6 separate regions of the Homo sapiens genome follow, and all the other regions are linked to region 2. The links are chromatin loops, found by intact Hi-C in ENCODE. Cell type or tissue: heart right ventricle. All regions are shown on one strand.

Region 1 (4,000 bases), 290 kb before region 2:
CAAACAGATCATGAGTTCAGAAGTTCGAGACCTGGCCTGGCCTGGCCAATATGGTGAAACCCCCATCTCTACTAAAAATACAAAAATTAGCCAGGCATGGTGATGCATGCCTGTAGTCCCAACTACTCAGGAGGCTGACACAGAAGAATCGCTTGAACCCGGGAGGCGGAGTGTGCAGTGAGCCGAGATCGTGCCACTGCACTCCAGCCTGGGCAACAGAGCAAGACTCCATCTCAAAAAACAAAACAAAACACAAAAATTAGCTTGGCGTGGTGGCATACGCCTGTAGTTCCACCTACTTAGGAAGCTGAGGCAGGAGAATCGCTTGAACCTGGGAGGCGGAGGTTGCAGTGAGCCGAGATTGCGGCACCACAGCACTTCAGCAGCATGGGTGACAGAGCGAGACTCTGTCTCAAAAAAAAAAAAAAAAAAAGAATTCACACACAGACACAGTCCCTAAGGAACATCAGGAAACAGGCAGACACTGAAACACAAAAACATACATACATAATGTGTAATGTACTGGATAAGAGCTTTGTGTTCAAGTCCTGACTATCTGGGTTCAAGTGCTGAATCCACGGTGTTACTAGCTGTGCTCCTTAGTCTCCTCATCTGCAGATAGTAGTAGGGCTGTGGTGAAGGCTAAATGAGAAATACATGTGAAGTACTGGCATATCACATGACTAGCGCTGGCACATGGCCACTCTGCAATAAAGATTAGCTATTGCTATGACTAACATTCATCCACATTCACTGGCAAATGTCCTCCTGCCCATGCGCACCACCCTCCCACCCCTCCTCTAGCCTAGCTCAGTCATAGATGCCCTCATGGTTGACAGTCCAGGCTCCCAGAGCCAAGAGGAAAGAGCAACTGCTTCTCTGCATCCCCTGGGCTGTACCTGAGCCAGCCCATGTGAGCTCCTCACCAGCTCTGGGTTCCATCAGAGATGGCTTCCTGGAGGAGGCCTGGACCCAAGGTGGGTGAGGGAGCCAGGGCAAAGCAGGAGAGTGCTACTCTGTGTCCTGGCTACCTCCATTGTTCTTTACAACACCCTCTCCCCCAACCTCTGCTGCAGCGGCCTCCCTCCCCCCACTCCCCCTTCCCACAGTAGAAATTTTCCTCTCTCCCCCTGCCAGAGTGTAAATTGCCCCCAGGAATGCAGTGAGTCCCACCGCTCCCCTGGCAGTGGCCGGCGGCTGTCCTGGGGTCAGGCCTGGCCCTACATCAAAGGCTGGGGATCAGTAACAGCAGCTCCTTGCCTGCCACCAGCCTCCCCTCCTCTCTCCTACCCTCCCACCGGCCCTTTGGCTTCCAAAACACAGCACATGGTAGCACTTAAGCTCTGGGAGGGCATTTTTCCTGCACCCCCACCACCTACTAGCCACAATGAACTACTTGTTAGGAGACTATTTTAATTTTACTGAATGCAATTTCTGCTCCTGAGGCTTCTGTTGCCACCCGCTTCTTGGCCTTGGATGCCCAGTACAAATGTAGGGGAGGCCAACCCCCTAGGAGAAGGTGAAACCTGAATATGGAAATTTCACTGGTGTTGGAGGTCTGGGGCAGAAAGGGACAGTGTTACATCAGGGGAATGGGGCTGGTGCTCTGGCCTCCACTCAGGAAGTAAGGGGGGTTGATTAGGGGAGGGCTCAGAGGTAGCTTGTACACAACTCAGGAGGCCAGCATGGGAGTTTGAAGTATGTATGCGGCCAGACATCCTTGGCCAACGCTCTCTTCTAATGTTCTGGCTCCAGCAGGCAGGCGCTTAGCCTGGCAGCTATATGTAAGCTTTGCTTTCAGGTCCTGTAGGGGTGGCTGGAGGAGGGGGAGCACTCTCAGCCTCCGGTCAGCCTCTAAGATTTGCTCCATCAGGTGCATCTTCTAGCAAATTCTGAAAACCAGGGGTCCGGTGGTCACTCTCTGGGACAGTACAGTGGTGATTTGGAGACCCCTGGTGGCCAAAGGCTGAAGACCGAGACCTTTCCTTAGAGCTCCACCCAGCCAGCCCCAGGCCCAAAGGCCACCAGCATCAACCCTCCATCTCCAGAACTCTGCCATGAGTCAGACTACCCAAAAATTCTTGTTAGTCAGCCTCTCCCATATAGCCAGGCTCACCTGCCCCATCTTGTTGGGAGGGAATGGCCTAGCTTAGGGGGCTGTCTCAGCCTCACAGTCATAGTAAGAGAGGAATGTGTAATCTACAACCAATCAATGACATGGGTGGGGACCAGGAAGTTAGTTTCCTGGGGATTGCATGTTCCAAATACTTCTGCAGTCCCCAGCTCTTTCTTTCCCTCAGCCCCAATCGTGGGGCTGTAACTGGGAAAAGTCACTAAGGGAGCTTTGTTTCCACAGTTCCCTAATCCTGTAATGTTGCCCAAGTTTAACATTGGGAAAGGAAATATCCAAAACGTCACGACATACAAACCGCTGCTCAAAAGTAGGCTGTGGTACCCGGAGGAGAGGAAGGGCCGAGGGTCCCCCTGGAGAAGGGAAAGGGCGGTGTAGCTTTTTTTGGCAGGGTTCAGACACTACATAAAGCTTTCCACATCTGGGCCCCAACATTCATTCCCTTATTCATTCATTCAGACTCTGGTGTGACTGGACTGAGACCCACACTAAGTGCTAAGGACACAGTTAACCAAAATTGAATCACTGCCCTGGGACCCCAAATTATAATATGGAGGGGGACATAAAGAGGCTCAGAGGATGTTCCTATATTTGGGGACACGAAACTGACCATCCCTCTTTGGTGGCCTAATCCAGCTAGAGCCGGTAAGTCCTTGCAAACTGCCCTTCTCAGTGGTGTCTCAAAACCCTGGTCCTACCCTTGCACAACCAAAACACATCTCAAGCACAATGCATCTAAAACTGGCTCCCCCCATCTCAGGCCTGCACACATACTTTAGGGAAGGCCTGGGACCCCATTTCCCTCCAACAACCTGAGTGTCTAGACCTCAGGGCCTTAGGCTATCCCCAAGCAGTGCTACCAAATACAGCCTGACACAATCTCTGCTTCCTCCTTTTAAGATCTATCCCAAGCTCTCTAAGCCTGGGAGAGGGAGCTGTGGCCTGTTCCCTTTTTCCCCCATAGTGTTAACCAGGCAGTAAAAGAATCTTCATTAAGAGCATGGGTTTTGCCCTTTGGCCCAGCTTTGAACCCTAACTTTTCCACTTACTCACCATATGACCTGGGCAACTTATGGCCTCCACTCTAAAAATGGAATTCTTGTGAGCTGGCCAATGCATGCAAAGTGTTCAGTAGTGTCTTTCAAGTGGTAAGCACTCAACAAATAGCACCCCAACAACAGGGTTTATATGGCCTTTCTAGCCAGACCTTCCAACTTGGTGGCCAAGTGCCCAGGATAGTTCATTTTAGGTATGTCTGGAATAATGGTCTGCTTCTAGATTTTGCTGCACACACTAGAGCCAAAAGCGACTCTGAAGGGGCTTCAGTTGCTTATACTGGCTCCCAGGTTTCCCAGACACTCTCGTCTGTGGAGAGAAGCCACTGCTAAACCAAGTCAAAGAAAGACAGGGCCCATGAACCTACCTGGTCTCCTCACACCATTGTAACAAAACACCTGGGGATAAGCAGAAAGAAAACAGGACATGATTGGGATTTCACTCAAGAATGTGTCTTTATTGAAGAATTTGTAAGAAAAAAGGATGTACCCTCTGTAAAAAGAGGAGATGTTGCCTCCAACAGCAGGGAGGAATGAGACCTGGGTGGCTTCCCAGAAGTCAGTGTTTCCGGCATGACTGGCTCCTTTCCTGGCAAACACTACAATGTGTCACACTACAGCTAGCAATTCCTCCCCACTCCCTCCCAGCCCTTCCTCCCTCCACCCCACAACCCTATAGCCATTTGAGGCAAATGGCTTTCTAAAGGCCCAGGGATAGATGTGCCAGGCTTGCCTCTTAATGGGGTCAAAGTGAGTTTTGCTTTGGAAAAATTCAAACAGGAATGTAAAATGGTTTGAGCTCTTTCTAGTCCAA
Region 2 (4,000 bases):
AGTTGCGGTAAGCTGAGATCAAGCCACTGCACTTCACCTGGGTGACAGAGCGAGACCCTGTCTCAAGAAAAAAAAAAAAAGATGAGGAAGCGAATACGATTGGACCCTGTGTTATCCCCTGTACGTACCTGGGTGGCTTGTATGTTGATAACTTCATAGGATAACTCTTCTGGCCTGGTTAGCGCTGCTTGTCTGGATGAGATGGTAAAGAAAATGGGTGCAACATTAGGGTTCTTTCCCTGCCAGCATGGCAAACTGGCTCTTGATCAGTTGGCAACCTATTTTTTCTGCCTCATCTGCCATTTCTCTTAAACTTTCTACCCCATCTCCCACCAATGTACCCTACGACCTAGAAAGTCAAGTTCTTTTATCTCTCTGTGACTTTGCACATTATAAGCCCTGCCAAGAATGTTTCTTCCCTTCCTCTGCTTGGCAAACTCCAAGACCTAGATCAAATGCCAGCTCCTTCAATCTGCCAGTGCAAAGTCAGTCACTGTCCTCAATTAGCGCATTCATGACACAGCACTGAAATAACTTATATCTGTACACGTTCACTCTCCCACTAAGCTGAGAGCTTCCTGAGGACAGGCTCTAGGTCTTACATCTTTGCATTCCCAGGACTTTACATAGTACCTGTCACACAGAATTAAACAAAAGAAGTTATTAATAGTTCAATGAAAGGTGACACTCACGCCAAATACTTGGTTTTGAGGAGGATCACATGAGATAATGCATGCAAAAGTGCTCTGTAAACTGTAAAGCACTATAAATCACCGTGGGTGATTTACTATTGCTGTTGGTTTTGGGTTATACTGTCTAATACAGGGAAATCAAGCTCCAACCTCACTCTGGTTTCTTAACACACTGTCTTAATCTGGTCATCCTGGCTTCTAACACTGCTTATTCAGCTGTTCTCTGATAAGTAAAACATTATAACTCTTTTTTTGTTTTGTTTATTATCATTTTTTAGAGACAGGGTGTTGCTCTCTCTCCTAGGCTGGAATGCAGTGGCATGATCACAGCTTGCTTAACCTTAAATTCCTGGGCTCAGACGATCCTTCTGCCTCAACCTCGTGGGTAGCTGGGACTACAGGTGCGCACCATCACACCGTCTCTTTTTTTTTTTTTTTTGAGACAGAGTCTTGCTGTGTCTCCCAGACTGGAGTGCAATGGTGCAGTCTTGGCTCACTGCAACCTCTGCCTCCCGGGTTCAAGTGATTTTCCTGCCTCAGCCTCCCGAGTAGCTGGGACTACAGGTGCGTGCCACCACACCCAGCTAATTTTTTTTTTTTTTTTGTAGAGACGGGGTTTCACCATGTTAGCCAGGATGGCCTCGACCTCCTGACCTTGTGATCCGCCTGCCTTGGCCTCCCAAAGTGCTGGGACTACGGGCGTGAGCCACTGCACCCGGCCCCATCTCTTTTTTTGAATGACTCTGGAAGATTCAGGCCATTTCATCCTGGTGGGCTATTTAGATTATTAAATTTGTTGGTATTTTATTTGTGATATTTACACAAATATTTATAAGTGCCACTGGTTTGTAATAGTCATTTTGTGTTCTTGTCATGCTTGGGATTTTTATATGTCTTTAACGAAACAGGTTTAAAACATACTCCTCTTCTTCATCGGTGGTAAAGAGATTCAACCGGAATCCGGGCTCAGGGCCACTGGGTTTCTTAATCTCCATCCCTCCCATCAGCCTGGCCAAGAAATTCAGCTCTTCTTTAGCAAGAGGGTTTGGAGCAATGCTTTCCTGCAGAAACAGTTGCATGATTTTTAGCCACATGAAGGCAATCACATTTCCTGCTAAAACCTCAGAGACACAGGTAGGTATTATAAAATAAGGTAGAACAATTGCTATTTAAATTATTTCTGGGTCCAAATAAAGTGTAGAAAGCAGCCTTAACCAAAAGAAAAACAATCACGTCAGTAGCAGAGGGAATGTAGCAACTTTGCAAACCAGAGATTTTCATACTTTCCGCAAGAGTGGAAGCCCCAGGGATCCACGTTTCTCCTCTCACTACCTTCCTCCTTGAAGAAGTGTATGGCTTCCTTTCCTGTCAATCGGTTTCCCTCAGCATTTACAAGTCGCCTCAGTCCAGTCTCCTTCCAGAGGCGCTGCCACACTGCCCTCAGGTGGTGACGGCCGGGAACACACCCTCGAGTCCATTCCCTCCTCTCACAGTCCTCATCCTGCCTCATCCTGTACCCCTCTTCCTTGTAGCCTGGCCTCCCCTGTTCTGCCTCTCCCCTCACTCCACCACCAGTTACCTAAATGCAGTTTTTGTCTCATTTCTCCCTGGCTTGAAACAAAGCCCTCTGCCTCCTGTCGAAAGAACAAAGCCCAAATTGTTTACCACCCTTCCTGGTCAGGCCCCAGGGTCCTGTCCAGGCGAGTCTCTGCCAGCAAGCCTCCATGATACTGTGATCCGTTACGTAAGCCTCGTGGGAGACACCGCCATCCTCCTCCCGGGAACACTCTTGCCCCTCTGTCACCTTGGTCCGTGTGCCCATTTCTCCCTCTCTGCTGTTTCATAGTTTACCTACTCTAGAGCCCCACTTCAATATCCCCGCCTCTGAAATGCCTTCTTGATCCCTGTGATCCCTGTCCACTGGACAGACATGAATTCCTCTGGCACAGCACTTTGTGCAGGATCCCCAGCCAGCCCTTCCTCCACCTCATTTGAGTTGTTTCTTTCACCGTCTTTCCCAGGGTACCACAGGCCCCTTCAAGATGGGACCACATCTACGTCAGCTTCGTGTCCCTGGGTCCCCAGCCCATAGAAGCAGTTTAATAAATGTTTGCTGAATAATTTAATATTCTGTGATCTCTCCTACAGCTAGCTGGGAGCTAGTTCAGCGAAAACTTCTAAGGATGGAATTCAGAGAAACTAAAACCCCCCACTCTGACTTAGCTACCACGGTGCTATAGAGGGAAACATTAAAAAGAAATGTTTTAATGATCAGAATACACACGAGTGCTGATGTCAGCAATCACGGACCTAATGGCACTGGTACTACGCTACTGCATATGTCCTGGTGTGTGGTTCCTCTTAATTATGGTGGCCGAGCCAAGCCTAAAATTACCTAATTAGTGAGATCACTGGAAGTCTCCATGAAAAGCTACAATTAAAACCTGTGTACTCGTAAGGTGGAATGGAGAAGATTGCACACAACAGGGGAAATGTTGGCTAGATCCGAAATCTAAAGCGTTCTCACCTCTCTTTATGTAGACTTCCGTATCTAGAGAGAAGCTGTGAGGGTAGGCAAGGAAGGCAGAAGCTCACCTGGGTCCATGAGGCTAAGTTCTTTGATGATCCAGACACATGAGTTTCCACAGGCTGATTCACGCTGTACCTGGTGTGTCAACAGAAAATGGTGACATTATCCAGCCCCTTTCCACGGACTTCTCTCTAACTCGTAAGCATAGTTTGTAGCTTTTATTCTGAGACATTAAATAGCATCCAGAAAGGTGCTGTGGGTACAGAATGCAACTGAGTGTGTGTTAACCATTCACATTTCACTTCTTCCTAAAGAAAAACACCTGGGGAGGCTGGGTGGCAATGCCTCCTCTTGTGAAGAGTAACACGCATCACTGAAAATATATGCAGCTTTACAGAACGGATAAGTCTTTCTGGATTTCCACTGCAACACAGATTTTGGCTAGTTCTCTTGCATGGCTATTGAACATCATGTATCTTTTCATTCTGTTGAGTTGCCTTATGTTTGGCGTTCCTGGGTGCCCTTTGAAATGTCAGGCCTCTGTATGCAGTGTACCTAAGGGGAAATTACTCCTATTGTCGGCAGGGATTTTCATAGCAGAAGTCTGGCTGTTTCTCTTTTTTTTTTTTTAAATGAAGTGACCTCCCTTGGACTTGAATTCACTCAGAGAAGAATTTGCTTACATGTTAGTTCCCAGTTTCAGGACTCGGTCTCCATAAAGTTCAAAAGAACCTTCTTTGGGTGCAGGGACATAGTTTCCACCATGCTTGAATTCTAT
Region 3 (4,000 bases), 270 kb before region 2:
TTGAGCCCAGGAGTTCGAGACCTCGAGACCAACCTGGGCAACACAGGGAGACCCCTAGCTCTACAAAAAAAAAAAAAAATTAGCCAGGCATGGTGGTGCACACCTATAGTACCAGCTACTTGGGAGGCTGAGGCGGGAGGACTGCTTGAACTCGGGAGGTCAGGCTGGATGAGCCTCAATCATGCCACTACACTCCAGCCTGGGTATATCATTTAAAATTAAATAGACAGTGCTATGAAGACAACCAGCATAGAGTTAGAGGTTAGAGAATTAGGCAGGTAATCAGGAGGGAAGGCCTCTCAAAGGAGGTGACATTTGAGTAACTATGAATGAAGGCAGGAGTGGGCTAAGTGACTATCTAGAAGAAGGGAGTTCCAAGAGCCTTGAGGGCAGGAGTATGCTGCTGCCCCTCCCTAATTACCTTACTTCACTGAAACGAAGAATACTGGGGGCTGGGGGTAGAGTCTGCAGATTTTTGTTAAAGATTTCAATATTGATTTCAGGCTTAAAAAATGGATAAAATGAGAGCAAAGTACAAAAACTAACCAGGAAGACCTCTACTCATCTCATAGGAAAAGGAGAAAGAAACATTTACCATGCCCCTCACATTTTACACCATCCCATTTAATATTAGGTAGACATTACTATCCCCATTTTATAGATAAAGAAATTGAAGATCAATCAAGTAAGTCAGAATTCCAACCAAGGTCCATGTGTTTCCCCTTACCTGACATTGTTTCCTAACAAAATATTCTCGTCTTTTGGCCGGGTGTGGTGGCTCACCCCTGTAATCCCAGCACTTTGGGAGCCTGAACAGGCAGATCACTTAAGGCCACGAGTTCGAGACCAGGCTGGCCAACATGGTGAAACCCCGTCTCTACTAAAAATACAAAAATTGGTCAGGCGCAGTGGCTCACGCCTGTAATCCCAGCACTTTGGGAGGCCGAGACAGGCGGATCACCTGAGGTCAGGAGTTCGAGACCAGCCTGGCCAACATGGTGAAACCCCATCTCTACTAAAAATACAAAAATCAGCCAGGCGTGGTGGTGGACACCTGTAATCCCAGCTACTCGGGAGGCTGAGGCAGAAGAACTGCTTGAACCTGGGAGGCAGAGGTTGCAGTGAGCCAAGTTAGTGCCACTGCACTCCACCCCGGGTGACAGAGATTTCGTCTGGGGGCGGGGGGAGGGAGGGAAGAACGAAAGAAAAATGACCTAAGTCTGCAGCCCCAGCCCCTAGTCCAACTTTATAGGACCATATGGTGTCCAAACTATTCCCTGGGAAAGAAGGGAGCCACCCACTCCATTAGAGGGGCACCACTCACTGCTTACTCTGGCCCATCTCTTATTCCATTGAATAAAACGTTCCTTTCTGGCACGACCAGTATCTGAACATCTCTCACAATACCCACGCCACAGTACGAGACACTGTAGCCTAAGAGTAAAGCCTAACAGTCAGCTCCTAGCATTAGCTTTGGAGTTAAACACGGGTCCAAATCCTAACTTCCCAGGTGTAAATATGGGCAAATTACGTAAGCTCTCCAAGCTGTAAAACGGCAATGTTATCCATCTGATAGGGGCTACTCTGCAGATTAACTGAGATGCTGTAACGTGCGTGGCCCGGTGCCCAACACATAGTAAGAGAGAAGTTAAGTGGCAGTTATTGGTATTTATTACCGTCGTTGTTGTTGGCTTAGCACAGAGCTGCACTCAGGCCTTGGGGGCGGGGTCTCCTCCGGGGAACTTCTCCGACGGTCCCCTCACCTGCCTGGAACGCCCCCGGAGTGACCCAGCAAGAGGCTTCCCCTTGCCAGAGCTCACAGGAAGGCCCTTTTCCAAACGCACCTCGCGCTCGGCGCCGGGCCCCTTCCCTGTACGCCTCAATTTCGCCCCGCCCGCCGAGGTCACGCGCTCCAAGTTACCATTTTCTTGCTCTCGGTGCCACGGTTCGCCTGCCTCGACATGGTGCCGGCCGCCCCGCCCCACTCGCCTAGCCACGGGTTAGCTCGGCGACCCCTGCAGACGCCGGAGCCTAAGCCGCTGCCCCTCAGCCCACAAGACCGACCGGCACTGACTCACTGCGCCTGCGCGGCCTCCCGCGGGGCACCACGGGACTAGTGGTCCGGCCGACGTGGGCAACTCCCGCCCAACAAACGTCAGACTACAACACCCAACAGCCCCTTTGGCAGCACCGCCTCTTAACACAGTCAACTACAACTCCCGGAGTGCTCCGCGCGCGCCTGCCTGGTAGAGCCCAGCTTGCGCTGGGCAGCATCCTGGCCGCTGGGTGGCGTCCGCAGCCTTCGGTAATCCTGGGTCACACACACGCTTCCTCCTTGTCCCCCTCCCCCCGCGCCCGGCTCAGAGATGATGCTCCACAAATTCCTCTCTCGCCGGGGTTGGTCTTGGAAAGTCCCTCTTTCGAGCTAGCGTCTTCCGCTGTTGCGATTCAGCTCCAGAAGCTCCCAAGATGTCCCAGAAAACTAGCAATGACTCACACAGAATTGGCTTCTTCATTAGAAAAATATTTAATGACCTACTATGTGCCAAGCATTTCGCTAGTGTCTTTCTCTTCAGACTGCCAAACCCCAAATGATGCCAGCACCTGCCTTCTACCACCTGTGGCCTCGTGATGGAATATCCAGTCTTTTAGGTAAAGTTCAAGTCACTTTCTCCCCCTCCCTCCCCCTAGAACAGCTACACTGCCTGGTTCCCAGAAAACAAAGATCACTAACTGTCGTGGCCGTCAGTTCTGAGTTCTAATCCCAGCTTTGCCATTTTAGGCAAGTTGCTAAATCTCTCTCAGTTGTTGTAAAGACTGGTGAGCCACGCATGCCCAGCACTTGGGCGCATAAAAGGCATAAAAGAAACGTGTATTCCCTTCCAGCCACCCTCCAAAAACAAGCCAACAAACAGGCACCAGAAACACGAAGGGAATGTGCTGGCTGAACTCTCACCCATCACCAAGGGGAAGTCTATAGTCCCTGACCACAGCTCTTTGGTTTCAGCTCCCGCGGTCTCTCAGCTGGTCAACTCTGAGGAAGCTGGGCTGGGGGGTCCCTGAGCACTCTCTGTTCACTTAGGCCTGGTAGCCTGACTGTAGCAGCTGCATTCTGGCCCCTAGCCCTCACCATGACAACCAGCCTGTCCAGACACGAGCCAGCCAGGCTAGGGAGGGCTGGGGGGCCGCTGAGGCTGCAAGCTGGTGCCCAGGGTTCCCCCAGTCCCTCCCTCAGGGTGCAGGACCAATCATTATTATACCCTTTTCCCCAGACATTCTGTTTCCTCCCTAGAGGCAGTGACCCCTCACTCTCCATCCTGTGTAATGCCACAGGGGAGGGAGCCAAGGGCCGAGGGCTCTGGGAAGGAACTTGAGGGTTGGTTGGGGTTGGGGGAGGAAAGCAGGAGTCAACTAGCCCCCAAGGGCCAGCTCAGCTAGACAAGAGCCCTCTGCATTCCCAGGACAGAGGACAGCTGAGGTGAAAGCTGCAGTTGGCCAGCCGGTCTGTCGGTCTGGGCTCCTCCCTGCCGGCTGCCCTTGGCTGCCCACAGAAACCTGAGTCACACTCACAGCCAGCCACCCAACCCCACCCTGCCTGCTGTCAAGCAGGGCGGTTCTAGAGAGAGTGGAGGTGGAGCCTTTCCCTGCCTGTCCAACAGCCTCCGAGATTTTGCCTCTCTCTGCCTGGGATTCCTCCTCTTGGCGTCTCTTTCTCTTTGGGACTTGCAGTGTCATTAGTCCTGAATGAACAGTGGGGGTGGGGGCCATCTCAGGTTGATCTATATGATCCCCTCCTCACTCAGATAGGTTCTTAAAGGCTTCTTAGGCCGAGCACAGTGGCTCATGCCAGTAACCCCAGCACATTGGGAGGCAAAGGCAGGAGGAACACTTTAGCCCAGGAGTTTGAGACCAGCCTGGGCAACATAGTGAGACCCCCATCTCCATAAAAAATAATTTTTAAAAAGGCTGTTCTGTTATGAAATAGCCACTCTTTTGTTTA
Region 4 (4,000 bases), 71 kb before region 2:
GGCCCCTGCGCACCTCTCTGGCTTCCCCTTGAACCAGGCTCACTTTCTGAGCAGCCTGCAATTGCTCCAACGTGCTGTGCTGCCTCTGGGACCCTCAGCCTCAGCCTAGTCACACATACCCAGGGAATTCCTAGTTTCCCTTAAGATCATAGCTCAACTGTCACACCTTGTGGGGAAAGTCCTCCAAGCACCCTTCATCCACTCTCACAGCAATCCCGTTCCTCCCTAGCACTAACCTCAGAGGAATTAAACATGCATTCATGTTATCATTACGTCTTCCACCTCCAACAGACCAAACATTTTGTATGGGGAGGGACAGTACTGGTCTGGGCCCCCAGTGAAGCCCCAGCACCTTGCCCAGGGCCTGCCCACAAATTTGCTGAGTGGACTGTCACAGAGCCTGGCTGTATTGAGCTTAGAGGCCCAATGTCTGGCACACACACGTACCGCTGAGCACGTCGGGACTGATGTAGGCAGGGCTCCCTCTCTGGTCCTTCAGCAGGTCCCCCTCGCTCACCAGATGCTTCCCGAGGCAGAAGTTGGTGATGGTTATCCGATGTGTCCTAGGAGTGGGAGACAGAGTGAACAAACCTCAGTGTCTATAGCAACAGGCACAAGACACGCAGGCAGGACACACCTCACTGGGCCAACACCCAATCCTGAACAGTAGGAGGTAGGCTTCTCGTCAGAGGGTGAAGCAGCTGCCCCGACCCCCTCTCCAGGGAGCAGAGCAGAGGAATCAGGCCCCAGACTTTTCTGGCCACCAGCCGAGCTGTCCCAGCAGGGATCGGCTTCTCTCCCAGGTATCTGAGTGTTGCACAGGCCATCCCTGGACCTGCTGCCCGGGCTGAATCTCGGGGTACAGCTTAGGGCTTAGAACAACTTTCAGAGATTTCTCAAAAACAGCCTCACGTAATATTCTAGACTGGGAGTGACCTGAGATTTAGTTCAATTTCCTCATTCACACATGAGGAAAAGGAAGTCCAGCAGAGGTGAGTGACTCCACCTTGGAAGGTGACCCAAGGGCTGGCCCCGAGCCACCTCCGAACCACGGAATATGTCAGTTCTCACTTGGCCCCACAACCACTGCAGAGGAAGAAACTGACAGTGGCCAATGAGGGGGATTTTCTCACGGTCCTGTTTCAGATGATACAACAAAGGCACAGGGAAGTGAAAGGACTTGGCCAAGGTCATGCAGCTGGTGAGCAGAAGAGCAGGATCCAAGACCAGGTCTGCAGGGCCCCAGAGCTGCACACACAACTGACAGCTGCCTCATGCCCAGATGTGTCCCTGGGCAGGGCCCCAGGCCCCGAATGACTTTTCCTTCTGTTCCATCAAAGCTGACTCATCCCTTACCTCGTACTTGTGACTCTGCCCTGGCTAGAACATCACAGACCCTCCCTCTGAAAGGCGTGGGGCAGGGCAGCTTTGGGCTCTGATCCTTTGGAGAAAACTCACATGTGGACAAAAGGAAGTGCCCCGAGAGGACCCTTACACCTTACACCACACTGGGGGCTGGGAGGGTGGGCAGGCCCTGTCTAAGAGGCCTGGGAAAGGTTTCCTGGCCCACTGGGGCAGGCAGTGAGGAAGGATGCCTCTCTACCCAACTGCCCTGCTCCTGTGTCGGCTGGCTGGGTGGAGAAGCTAGGGGGAGAAGCTGGGAGGACAACAGGAAGGAGAGCTCCATGGGGGCCTTGGGCTGCCTCTCCCTACAATCAGCTCTCAGAGGCAGAGGGCATGTGTGGCTGCTGGCGGATTTCCCCGGGAGCCGCATCCAGGCGGCTCTGAGAGCCCTCGGTGATCTCGGGGAATTCTGCTGGCAAAGGGCTCGATGCAAAACAAAGGCCAGCCCGTCCTCTGGATTCCCCACGGAAACGCCAACTCCAGCGCCTATACAGGTCCGCCCTGTCAGCTGCCATAGGAGTCTGACTGGTGGCCCGCAGGCGGCTAGAGCCTGATCGCACAGGTGAAGGGTCACTGCAAAGGGTCACTTGCACGTCAAGGAGTGGGCTGCTCTAGCTCTGAAGCTCCAGTGCCGCTGCCCTGAATATGGGGCTGCTCGGGCCTCTTGTCCAGAAGGTTCCCACAGAGCAGAGGCACTGTGGGTTTTCTCCCCTGGTCAGAGATGGCCGCGGAAGCTGCAAATGCATCCTGTGGGTCTCTGAGGCTCAAGACGCTGAGAGGAGGACAGCTCAGGAGAAAGTACGGTGGGTTTGGGAGCCAGGTTCCTAGTCCTGGCTCTGCCACTTCCTTGCTCTGTGAATCTCTTGCTAAACCTCAATTTCCTCATGCGTACAACAGTGAAATCCCAGCACCAAACTCCAGAACTGGGTTAGGATTCAGCAAGATAAGATAATCTCATGGAGGGCACTTAGCCCAATGCCTGGCAAATAGTAGAAGCTGGTGTCCTCTCATCTCCGATGGTTGGCACACCTGGTAGGAAAAGACTCTGTCTTGGAGGCGGTAGGGGAGAGGTGCCATGGTGTGACAACAGGCCCCGGAGAGCACATGCCAGTGTGGCTGAGCTTTCAACTCAACACTGCTGGTGGGACTTTCCCACCCTCTGCCAGGGCACGGGCAGGCACAGCTGAGGCTCTGCAGGGCTGAGCGGCAGGCGCACTGGAGTCTCTCCACAGGAAGTGGCACGGGCAGCTCCAAGTCCTCCTGAGGTTTGGCAACACTCCCCTGCCCTGCCACCACCACCCAAGTGGGGGGTGCATGGCTCCCCGGGAGTCCCAGACCCCCTAGTCTGGTCCTGACAGGAGGGGGCAATGGCAGAGTGGGACGGAGGGAGGGGACGTGTGTCAGTAGGATCGGCTCTGAGTGAGTCACGCTTTAGCTATGGCCCTCTGGGCTGCCACAGTGTTTTTCTCCTTTTCTAGGAACTTGGTATGTTGCTTGCCTACCAAAAAGAAAGGAGGAAGGAAAAAGACCCCACAGCACCTCACATAACCCCAGAAGAGGATTTCGAATTTCGATCCTTTTAAAATCCAAAGCGGGGTGAACTTGTTGTTGCAGCTGCCTTGCCAACACCTCCCCCTGTCTGCTCCTTGAGAGCTCTCTGCTCTGCTGAGAAGGCCTCCAGCTGGTCCGCCTACTGCTCCAGTGGAGTTATAGCCTGGCATGATGGGTGGGAAGGGGCTGGAGTGGGCTGGAGCTCCTTCAGGTCAACTGAACGAGGTGAGAGTGGGGCCCCAGAGCGGAGGGTGTGCCAGAGGACACACACGGAGCAGTGAGTCTCTCTGCACCACACTACCCTGCCACTCTGGAGCGCCCATGACTCAAGTAAAAGGCAGCCAGAACCTCTGTCTGCCCTGAGACACAAAAAGGGGGATTTATCAGATTCAGGAAGTACAACCAGGACACTGGGTATGAGTGAGGCATTGGCATTCTGCACCCTGAGGAGCACGCACTCACACTCACAGCAGAGCTGCTACAGCCACGCCGGCGTATGCAGGGAGGTGCGACCCCTCGACTACACTCCCAGGACCAAGGGGCCCTGGGGAAGTGAGAGTTGGAAGCAAATCCCCCAGTGACACAAAGGGCCAGGAGTGCTGGTGTGGTTAGCAGGCATGAGCCCGGCAAGTTCCCATGACAACCCTGGGATGTTCATTTACAGCCAATGAATGGCTGCTGTGGAAGGTCTGGGAGCTCTCTAGTCCAGCTGGAGGGCACATGGGCTCTGCAGCCAGATGGATTTAGGTGCCCAAAAAATATGCTCTCTCTTTGTGAACAGTAAGCCTGTAGTCCACAGCAGGATGGGACTGGCCCAAGGCCCCAGAGAGGGCCAGGGGAAGGGGCAGGACCCAATTTCCCAACTTTATGACAACTGGCTCTCCACAGCCCAGGGCTGGTTTGCTCGGGGCTCCCCACCACCTCCTCTCATGATGCAGAGCTATGGCTGGGGGACCGCTGGGCCCTCACCAGGGGTGTCCTCGTTGGCCACTCAACATGCAGCAGGCCTCATCTCCAGAGATGTGAGCCCATGGGTCCTGTTCTC
Region 5 (4,000 bases), 120 kb before region 2:
GTCTGGTCTTGAACTCCCGACCTCATGATTCACCCACCTCGGCCTCCCAAAGTGCTAGGATTACAGGCATGAGCCACCATGCCTGGCCGCGTTTTTATATCAGTTTTTCATAACCCCTTGAGATAAATTGAACAGTTGGTGTGATATCCATTTTGCCCATTTGAAAGATAAGCCAAGCTTAGAATAATGTGCCTTACGATCACAAGTATTGGCCGGGTGTAGTGGCTCATGCCTGTAATCCCAGCACTTTGGGAGGCCGAGGCAGGAAGATCACGTGGTCAGGAGTTCAAGACCAGCCTGGCCAATATCGTGAAACCCTGTCTCTACTGAAAAAAAAAAAAAATTAGCCGGGCATGGTGGCGTGCGCCTGTAATCCCAGCTACTCGGGAGGCTAAGGCAGGAGAATCGCTTGAACCTGGGAGGAGGAGGTTGCACTGAGCCGAGTTCTCAGCACTGCATTCCAGCCTAGGCGACAGAGTGAGACTTCATCTCAAAAAAAAAAAAAAAAAAAAATCACAAGTATCAGCTGACCTCAAACACGGATCTTTTGTTATACTTTGTCTCCCATTCCAATGTGTTACTTATGCATTAGGAGCCTTGGCAGCTTTTGGGGCCGCCCATAGATAAAGAACCTGCGAATCCTCAGCAGGGAATGGAAGTGGTAGTACAGTAGTGCCTGGGCCGCCACTTAGAAGTGGAACATGAACCCCTCAAGCATTTCAGAGTTGAGTCTGAATTACTAACTCTGATTTCCTCTCCCTGGAACACATGCCTACCTCTGACTTGCGATGTGACTTTGAACAAGTCCCCTGCAAACCCCGGTATTCTGTGATTTATTTATTTTTATTTTTTATTTTTTTGGACGATCTTGCTCTGTCACCCAGGCTGGAGTGCAGTGGCACGATCATAGCTCACGGCATCCTTGAACTCCTGGGTTCAAGTGATCCTCCTGCTTCAGCCTTCCAACTAGGCTGAGCTAGGAGTACAGGTATGCACCATGATGCCCGGCTAATTTTTAAAAATTTTTTGTAGAGACGAGGGCTTGCTATGTTTCCCATGCTGGTCTTGAACTCTTGGCCTCAAGTGATTCCCACCCACCTCCTTGGCCTCCCAAAGCATGGGATTACAGGCATGAGCTACCACACCTGGCCCGTTTTGAGACAGGGTCTTGCTGTGTCGCCCAGGCTGGAGCGCAGTGATGCAATCACTGGCCTACTGTGGCTTTGACCTCCTGGGCTCAAGTGATCTACCCATCTCAGCCTCACAGTCAGCTGGGACTACAGGTGTACACCATCATGCCTGGCTAATTTTGTATTTCTTGTAGAGTTGAGGTTTTGCCATGTTGCCCAGGATGGTCTAGAACTCCTGGGCTCAAGCAATCTGCCTGCCTTGGCCCTCTGAAGTGCTGGGATTACAGGCATGAGCCACTGTGCCCAGCCAGAACTTTTTTTATATAACTGAAGAATGACTTACCCAGGTGACACAGCTAATAAGAGACAATGCTGGCCGGATGCGGTGGCTCACGCCTGTAATCCCAGCACTTTGGGAGGCTGAGGTGGGTGGAGCATGAGGTCAGAAGATTGAGACCATCCTGGCCAACATGGTGAAACCCTGTCTCTACTAAAAATACAAAAATTAGCCGGGCATGGTGGTGGGTGCCTGTAATCCCCACTGCTCAGGAGGCTGAGGCGGGAGAATCGTTTAAACCCAGGAGGTGGAGGTTGCAGTGAGCCGAGATCGCACGACTGCACTCCAGCCTGGCGACAGAGTGAGACTCCATCTCAACAACAACAAAAAAAGACAATGCAAAGACTCAAATTTGAGGCCTTTTGAGAGTCTTTTTTTTTTGTTTTGTTTTGTTTTTGAGGTAGAGTCTCGCTCTGTCACCCAGGCTGGAGTGCAATGATATGATCTCGGCTCACTGCAACCTCTGCCTCCTGGGTTCAAGTGATTCTCCTGTCTCAGCCTCCTGAGTAGCTGGGTAGCTGGGATTACAGATGCTTTCCACCACACCCAGCTAATTTTTGTATTTTTAGTAGAGATGGGGTTTCGCCATGTTGGCCAGGCTGGTCTCGAACTCCTGACCTCAAGTGATCCAGCCGCCTTGGCCTCCCAAAGTGCTGGGATTACAGGAGAGAGCCACTACGCCCGGCCAGAGACTCTTATTTTTGAAAACCTCTTGAAATAGCACGGATGTTTAGTGGGGTCAGAGTTGAAGTTACATGAATCCTATCACAGTAACTTAGATTTCCCCTTTGTATGAATAAGTGTGTGTGGGTGAGGAGCAGGGAGCATGATGCCTTTCATAATGGAAGACTGAGGGAGGGAAGGACAATGATAGGTTACTGACATTTGGCTGGCTCTGCTACTCCTCCACTCCTGGGATCCTGGCCTTGCTGCCCCCTAGAGGTATTCAGTAACCTCCACTATCACATGGCAGGGCTGGTACTGACTTTAGTACATAGATAATGACTCATCGTATTAAGCTAATTTGCCCTAGTCTGTAATTTCCCCTAGATGAAGGAAAGGGAAGGGAAATAACTCTGGGAGAGTTGCGCCAGATCCTAGGCTTAGTCACACAACCTGTTTGAGCTCAGTGGGAGGTAATATGTGGAGTCGTGGTATAATTAGTCAGAGCTAGGTTAGAATCCAGACTCTGCTCGCTTCTCTCACCTGAGCCTCCTACCTGTAAAATGAGGGAAATAATACTGAGTTGTATTGTCCTTTACTGCATGCCAGCTATGTTGGTGTAAAGTGTTTAAACACAGTGTTTATTTAGAGAACCCTGTAAGACAGGTAGCATTCCTGTAAGAAATAAAAGTAATAGAACGCACTAACAGATGATAATATACAAAGCTATTTATCTGGCCCAGTACCAGATACTTTGGAGCTCTCAATATAGTGTTAATTTCCTTCTCCCTTATTAATTCATGCCTGTATCTTAGACTGAGCTCCTGGAGGCCATGGACTGTGTTTTGTTCCTGCTTCTATGTATGTCATATGTTTATCACAGACTCAGACATAGATGTGTCACTGAACATGACTGACAGAATTGAGAGGAAGTATCTTGGGTGGGTAGGTTGGGGGTGAGCTGGCTTTATAAGGTTACTCATCATCAGTTTCTTCCATCACAGGCATACTTTTGATTGCCCTGTGCTTATCCATGAGGCCCCAGCCAAGCAGTGTCCCTTAGAAAGATGATTGATCACCCTGGCTCTTCTCTTTTCACAGGAAGCATCGGAGAGCAAGAGACAGGTCCAGATCCTCCTCCTCTTCCTCCCAGTCATCTCACTCCTACAAAGCAGAAGAGTACACTGAAGAGACAGAGGAAAGAGAGGAGAGCACCACGGGCTTTGACAAATCAAGACTGGGGACCAAAGACTTTGTGGGTCCAAGTGAAAGAGGAGGTGGCAGAGCTCGAGGAACCTTTGTAAGACCTTCCCCTCTCCCCCTTTCTCTGAGACCCTTGCTCCTACCAGCTTTGATCACGTTTCATCAGAATACCAGTTTTGTTGCCTTTGACATAAGTAATCCAATCCAAAGACCCTGGAATCTTTGGTTCTCCTTCCCACATTTCCTGGCCTTTCCATTTTTTGTTACTTTTCTGTTCATAATCACTTAGCTAGAAAGCCTCTTATGGCTTCTGGTCTCAGAACTTCCCCCACTTAACCTTGACTACTGCTGTTTATAGGGAGGCCCTTGGGGCAGGTTTGTCCTCTGTGTAGGCTGCAGACTTGAGATGAGCAGAAAGGGAATGGCTGGAAACCAGCTGACCAGCATATGACTGGAAGACAGCTGTCTATTCCACACCAGAAAAATGTTTGAACAAAAAGCAGGGGGGTTTGTTCCCCATTCCTGGCATGATCCTTTGTTCTTTTTCCCTCATTTATTGCAATAGCAGTTTCGAGCCAGAGGAAGAGGCTGGGGCAGAGGCAACTACTCTGGGAACAATAACAACAACAGCAACAACGATTTTCAAAAAAGAAACCGGGAAGAGGAG
Region 6 (4,000 bases), 78 kb before region 2:
TATGAGGCAAGGGCACTGGGATATGTTCCCACCATCCCCTAAACACAAGAGTAGGCTAGGGGAGCGTGCAGGCAGCCCCCGCTCACGGCCAGGCCTGCAGCCCAACCCATGGGCCCCTTCGCACTGGGAGTCCACGTGAGCTCAGTACCACGGGGAAGGATAGAGAAGGGAACAGGTTAACGCGCGTGTACAGCACCTCAGAGAAGCCACTGAGACGGGAGAGAAAGAGCCAGGTCTAGAAAGGCCTCCCATCACCGGCAGCAGAGAGGGACTGGTGGGCTGAAAGGGGACAGGGACTGGCAGGAGGGGCTTCCCTGCCTGGGGGTGAGGAGGGAGCTCACGTGTGGGCTGTGGATTCCTTGCTGTCCAGCCAGGCTGGGGGCAGGGAGTGGCCATGGACTGAGCCACCTAGAGATGGGAGAGAAGTTGGTATGGTAAAAAAATAAATATATTTGAGTTCGGTTTAAGATGAGGTGAAGGTTTTCCAAAGCTTGGACTGAGGGGCCTGGATCAGAAAGAGAGGGACGGAAAGAGGCTGTGGCAGGGGCCTGGGAGAGCAGGGAGGAGGGGAAGCTCGCTCTGGGGCCTGCAGCGAGCTGCACTTTCAGCTTATTTGGACTGTGGGGAGCAGCGCCCCAGGTCAGTTGGTGGCCGCTGGGGAAGGCCCTGGAGTGGGGTGAGCAGGCTCCCTCCTCCCTCTTGCTCAGTCCAGAGACAGCATGGTTAAAGAGACAGAGGTAGATTAAAACATCGTGATTAAAAGCAGATTAGTTATCTAGGCTTCTCAGATTTAAAAACCAAACAATCGAGCAATCATCCCAAAAGGTAGCTTCGTGGTACCTCTGCTGACCCCACGTGTGACCTGGGCTGTCCCTGTCCCTGCCCTGTCCCTATTGTGGCCCGGGAGAGTCCAGCACTACAGGGCCCAGCCCTGACAGCCACGCCTTTGGCTGGGGCTGGAAGAAGTGGCAGCAGTGCTGGTGGCCCCGGCTGAGGCTGTTATTTCCGCAGGTAGCGCTGCGCCAGGATGGCCGTGTCCAAGGAGGTCATGGGCTGTGCGTCGTGGCCCAGCCGTCGCACCGGTGGTGCGCTGCCGAACTGCCGCTTGGGTACCCAGCTCCGGGCGTCATGGATGGAGCTCTTCTCCTCGGCCAGCAGCAGCTGCTGACGCATGTAGTTCTCAAACTCGTACTGGGAGCACTCCTCCGTCACCTTCGCCTTTGAGGCGGGGAGGGTGGGAAGGAGACAAAGATAAACCCAGATGAAGGCAGCGCAGCAGACAGGAGGGCAGGCAAGAGTGCTGGCAGCCTGGCTCCTGCAGTCACCCTTCCAGGCACCACACCCTCAGGCCTCAAGGCCGGGGGTGGGAGTGGCGCTGAGGGTGGGTCCCTGACCCCCTCCAGCCAACCTCAACTCCCCTTGCAGGCCGCCCTGCGGACCCGGGACTGACGCAGACTCATGCTTCCTAACTCACTGGCTGCGTGAGAGGTCACTTTACCTCAGAAGCCTTAGCTGTCTGGCCCCTCGCAAAGGTTCTCTGAGCCCTGAGGCGGCTAATGCACGTCAAGAGGTACGAGCAAGCCCTGGGCTGGGGGCGCAGCACCTGGAGGAGCCACATACGCAGGGCCCCATGCTGAGCTCCCTGGGATGGTCTAGGCAGATGGTAACAGAAGCTGAAGTGGTGTCCCCGTGCCAGTCACCACAGGAGACAGCAGGGCTTCCGGATGAGACTTGGGTTCAAGGCTTAGCTCCACTACTTCTAAGCTGTGTGGCTTTGGGAAAGTCCTCTCTAACCCTGTTTCCTCTTCTGTAACATGGGGCTAAGAACACAGGCCACGCAGGCCCGCAGTGAGGGCTGAATGAGGTGCCCTCGGGGTAGGCACTCACTGCGGGCTAGTGATGATGATTTTAGCCAAACAGCTAAAGGGTGGAAGCTGGAGGTGGGTAGGGATTGGAACTCTCTTTCCTCGGGGGCCAGGAGGCTCTGGGAGGCTCTCCCAGGCACGGCCCCTCCTGGTCCTACCTGCACACTGCTCACTGTGGAGCTCCAAGGTGGGCCAGGGAGGGAAGGTCCTTCCAATATCCAGGGCCCAGCAATGCTGTTGCTCGGCCAAGCCCTGCCCTCCAGGGGGCACCCTAAGATCACCTGCCCTCTGCTGCCTGGTGCCCAAGTCTCTGCCCCCACCCTAGGCCCAACACTTTCTCCAGTGCAGGGAATGGGGAGGAAAGAAATAGGGAGAAATGAATCATCTGAAAAATGAAAAGCAGGAAGGGTGAGAGAGAACTCTGAGTCAGGGGGCAGAGAAATGTGACTTGGGCAGCAGGAGGAAGCTGAGAGGGCTGGCCTGGGCCACTTGGGCACTGGCTCCAGCTCGGCTGTCTCACAGGTCTCTCTGGCCAAAGATCTCCAGCTACACCAAGCCCAAGGCAGGCCCCAGGCAGCTCAGGCTGAGGACTGAAGTCTCCCTTTCCCACCCCAAGGCTGGGGAAGAAGACCAAGGAAACTCTGTGGCCTGCGGGTAGCTGCCACCTCTGCCCTTGCCCTGCCTGCCCCCAGAAGCCTGTCCCTTGGGGCTGGGTAATGGCCCATCTGCCCTCCCCAACTCACCTCCTGGGAGCTATCCGCATTGCTCATTTGGTCATCAATGTCAGGAACCACTTGCAAAGGCCCACTCAGAGATGACAGGGACTGCCTGCAGGGAGGCAGACAGGTCAGGCTGGCCCCAGAGAGACCAGGTCCATTGATCCCAGACTTAACTGGAGTCAGACACACCTGGGTTGTGTTCCTGCCATGAGAGACTGCTTCTCTGAGCCTCAGTTTTCTTATCCCATAAAGGGGGACAATTTCTCCCTTACAGGTGGTGGTGAGAACTCAGTGAGGCAATGCCCATGCCCCGCTGGCAGGGCCTGGGTAACTATGGCAGCCCATAGTTGCTCAACCTTCAGTTCTGCCTATGCCCTCCCAATCTTGTCCATGCAGAGAATCTGGAAATCTGACTCTAACTGGCAGAGAAGCAGGCTGACTACTGGCTGCTTTTCTGGGTAGGATGGGCAGAGGCCCTGAGGACGCAGCCTTGTGCCCGGTCAAGTGCCTGTCCACTTACCATGATGCAATGATGGCACTGAGGGCCTCCAGGACGTCGGCGGCGGCCAGGCGCTGCTGGGGGTCAAGGACCAGCAGCTTCCGGATGAGACACACGGTGTTCTCAGAAACCCGTCCATCCCTGAGGCAGGGAGTTGGGGAGGAGGGCTCAGTGGGTGGTGCTGGGTCTGTGGCCAGGATGCCCAGGCTCACTGTGCCGTTTCCCTGCCTTAAGCCCATCAGGCTGGCTGCCCCCCCCACCCCCCGGGAGGCAGGACTCACTCAGGAATGGTATACTCGGCAGCCTTGATCTTGCGGAAGAGCTCCTGCGGGATGCTGTCGTAGAAGGGGAACTGGCCATACAGCATGGTGAAGAGCACCACGCCCAGGGCCCACATGTCACTGGGCTTGCCACGGTACGGCCGGCCTACGGGCACACACATACCACACTGTCTTCAGGCCACAGCACCACCGTGGCTCACCAGCCTGGAATCCCACCTGGGACCCTCCACCTGCCACCCTCACTTCCAGTCCCCCCAGAGTCGTCCTCTGAGCTCCTGCCCGTGCTCCCCGCTCCCCTGTTCCTCAGGATGCACCTCTCCTGCCCCAAGGAGAGGGCTCACTCAGCACCTGCTCACAGCACCTGCCCCGCCCGGCCAGATGGCGAGCCCCTGGGAGCCAGGCATGGGTCTGCAGCCCCAGCACCCAGCACAGCAGCTCACAAGCAGGGGGTCAAGAACACTGGCACAGCAGATAACTAGCTGGCTCCAGATGAGCTGGCCGCTCCTCCTGTCACCGTCCCCACACCCCACCTGCCTCCTTCACAGCCCGGATGACTACTTGCAGGTCCCCTCCTTTGTCTACTTGTGACTCCCCGTCTCCCCTCTAGAAGGGAAGTTCTCAGGTGCAGGTGCCTCC

Evidence for each region. Peaks named below come from ENCODE experiments on the same cell type or tissue, not always from the same donor. Only the 100,000 strongest peaks of a DNase experiment are listed, where the experiment ranks them.
Region 1: a loop joins it to region 2, with 2.4 times the contacts of the local background. A loop is called at or near these places in 28 of 110 quality-filtered maps.
Region 3: a loop joins it to region 2, with 2.7 times the contacts of the local background. A loop is called at or near these places in 31 of 110 quality-filtered maps.
Region 4: a loop joins it to region 2, with 3 times the contacts of the local background. A loop is called at or near these places in 99 of 110 quality-filtered maps.
Region 5: a loop joins it to region 2, with 2.3 times the contacts of the local background. A loop is called at or near these places in 20 of 110 quality-filtered maps.
Region 6: it touches region 2 in a loop (13-fold over the local background); 99 of 110 quality-filtered maps call a loop at or near these places.

The regions. Positions count from the first base shown.
Region 1 is chr1:36,132,955-36,136,954 of GRCh38, forward strand. It overlaps TRAPPC3 (trafficking protein particle complex subunit 3), which reads right to left. Exons shown (of 5, transcript NM_014408.5): 5 at 3,618-4,000. Among named protein-coding and RNA genes, the nearest start is that of COL8A2, 9.7 kb to the left of the region's middle. In heart right ventricle, a CTCF peak has its summit at 1,962 (motif pointing left); a DNase peak (open chromatin) is centred at 1,957; H3K27ac peaks cover 2,511 bases.
Region 2 is chr1:36,418,863-36,422,862 of GRCh38, forward strand. OSCP1 (organic solute carrier partner 1) reads right to left here. Exons shown (of 10, transcript NM_145047.5): 6 at 3,906-4,000; 7 at 3,288-3,357; 8 at 1,614-1,753; 9 at 129-192. Among named protein-coding and RNA genes, the nearest start is that of SNORA63C, 2.3 kb to the left of the region's middle. RefSeq lists an enhancer at 2,376-2,875. In heart right ventricle, a CTCF peak has its summit at 2,132 (motif pointing left); a DNase peak (open chromatin) is centred at 2,139.
Region 3 is chr1:36,147,416-36,151,415 of GRCh38, forward strand. TRAPPC3 (trafficking protein particle complex subunit 3) reads right to left here and starts at 2,071. Exons shown (of 5, transcript NM_014408.5): 1 at 1,922-2,071. The coding sequence starts at 1,963. RefSeq lists enhancers at 1,741-2,401, 1,755-1,834, 1,965-2,624. In heart right ventricle, a CTCF peak has its summit at 2,277 (motif pointing right); DNase peaks (open chromatin) are centred at 2,246, 3,146 and 3,566; H3K4me3 peaks cover 2,750 bases; H3K27ac peaks cover 2,946 bases.
Region 4 is chr1:36,348,253-36,352,252 of GRCh38, forward strand. STK40 (serine/threonine kinase 40) reads right to left here. Exons shown (of 11, transcript NM_001282547.2): 7 at 448-563. Among named protein-coding and RNA genes, the nearest start is that of EVA1B, 27 kb to the left of the region's middle. RefSeq lists an enhancer at 1,175-1,304. In heart right ventricle, no CTCF peak of the experiment used is centred here; DNase peaks (open chromatin) are centred at 1,863 and 2,819; H3K27ac peaks cover 3,256 bases.
Region 5 is chr1:36,297,655-36,301,654 of GRCh38, forward strand. It overlaps THRAP3 (thyroid hormone receptor associated protein 3), which reads left to right. Exons shown (of 12, transcript NM_005119.4): 10 at 3,232-3,430; 11 at 3,899-4,000. Among named protein-coding and RNA genes, the nearest start is that of SH3D21, 6.7 kb to the right of the region's middle. In heart right ventricle, a CTCF peak has its summit at 2,410 (motif pointing left); no DNase peak of the experiment used is centred here; H3K27ac peaks cover 1,323 bases.
Region 6 is chr1:36,340,756-36,344,755 of GRCh38, forward strand. It overlaps STK40 (serine/threonine kinase 40), which reads right to left. Exons shown (of 11, transcript NM_001282547.2): 8 at 3,365-3,509; 9 at 3,105-3,224; 10 at 2,609-2,693; 11 at 1-1,218. The coding sequence ends at 1,000. Among named protein-coding and RNA genes, the nearest start is that of EVA1B, 19 kb to the left of the region's middle. In heart right ventricle, CTCF peaks have their summits at 2,130 (motif pointing right) and 2,333; a DNase peak (open chromatin) is centred at 2,126; H3K27ac peaks cover 549 bases.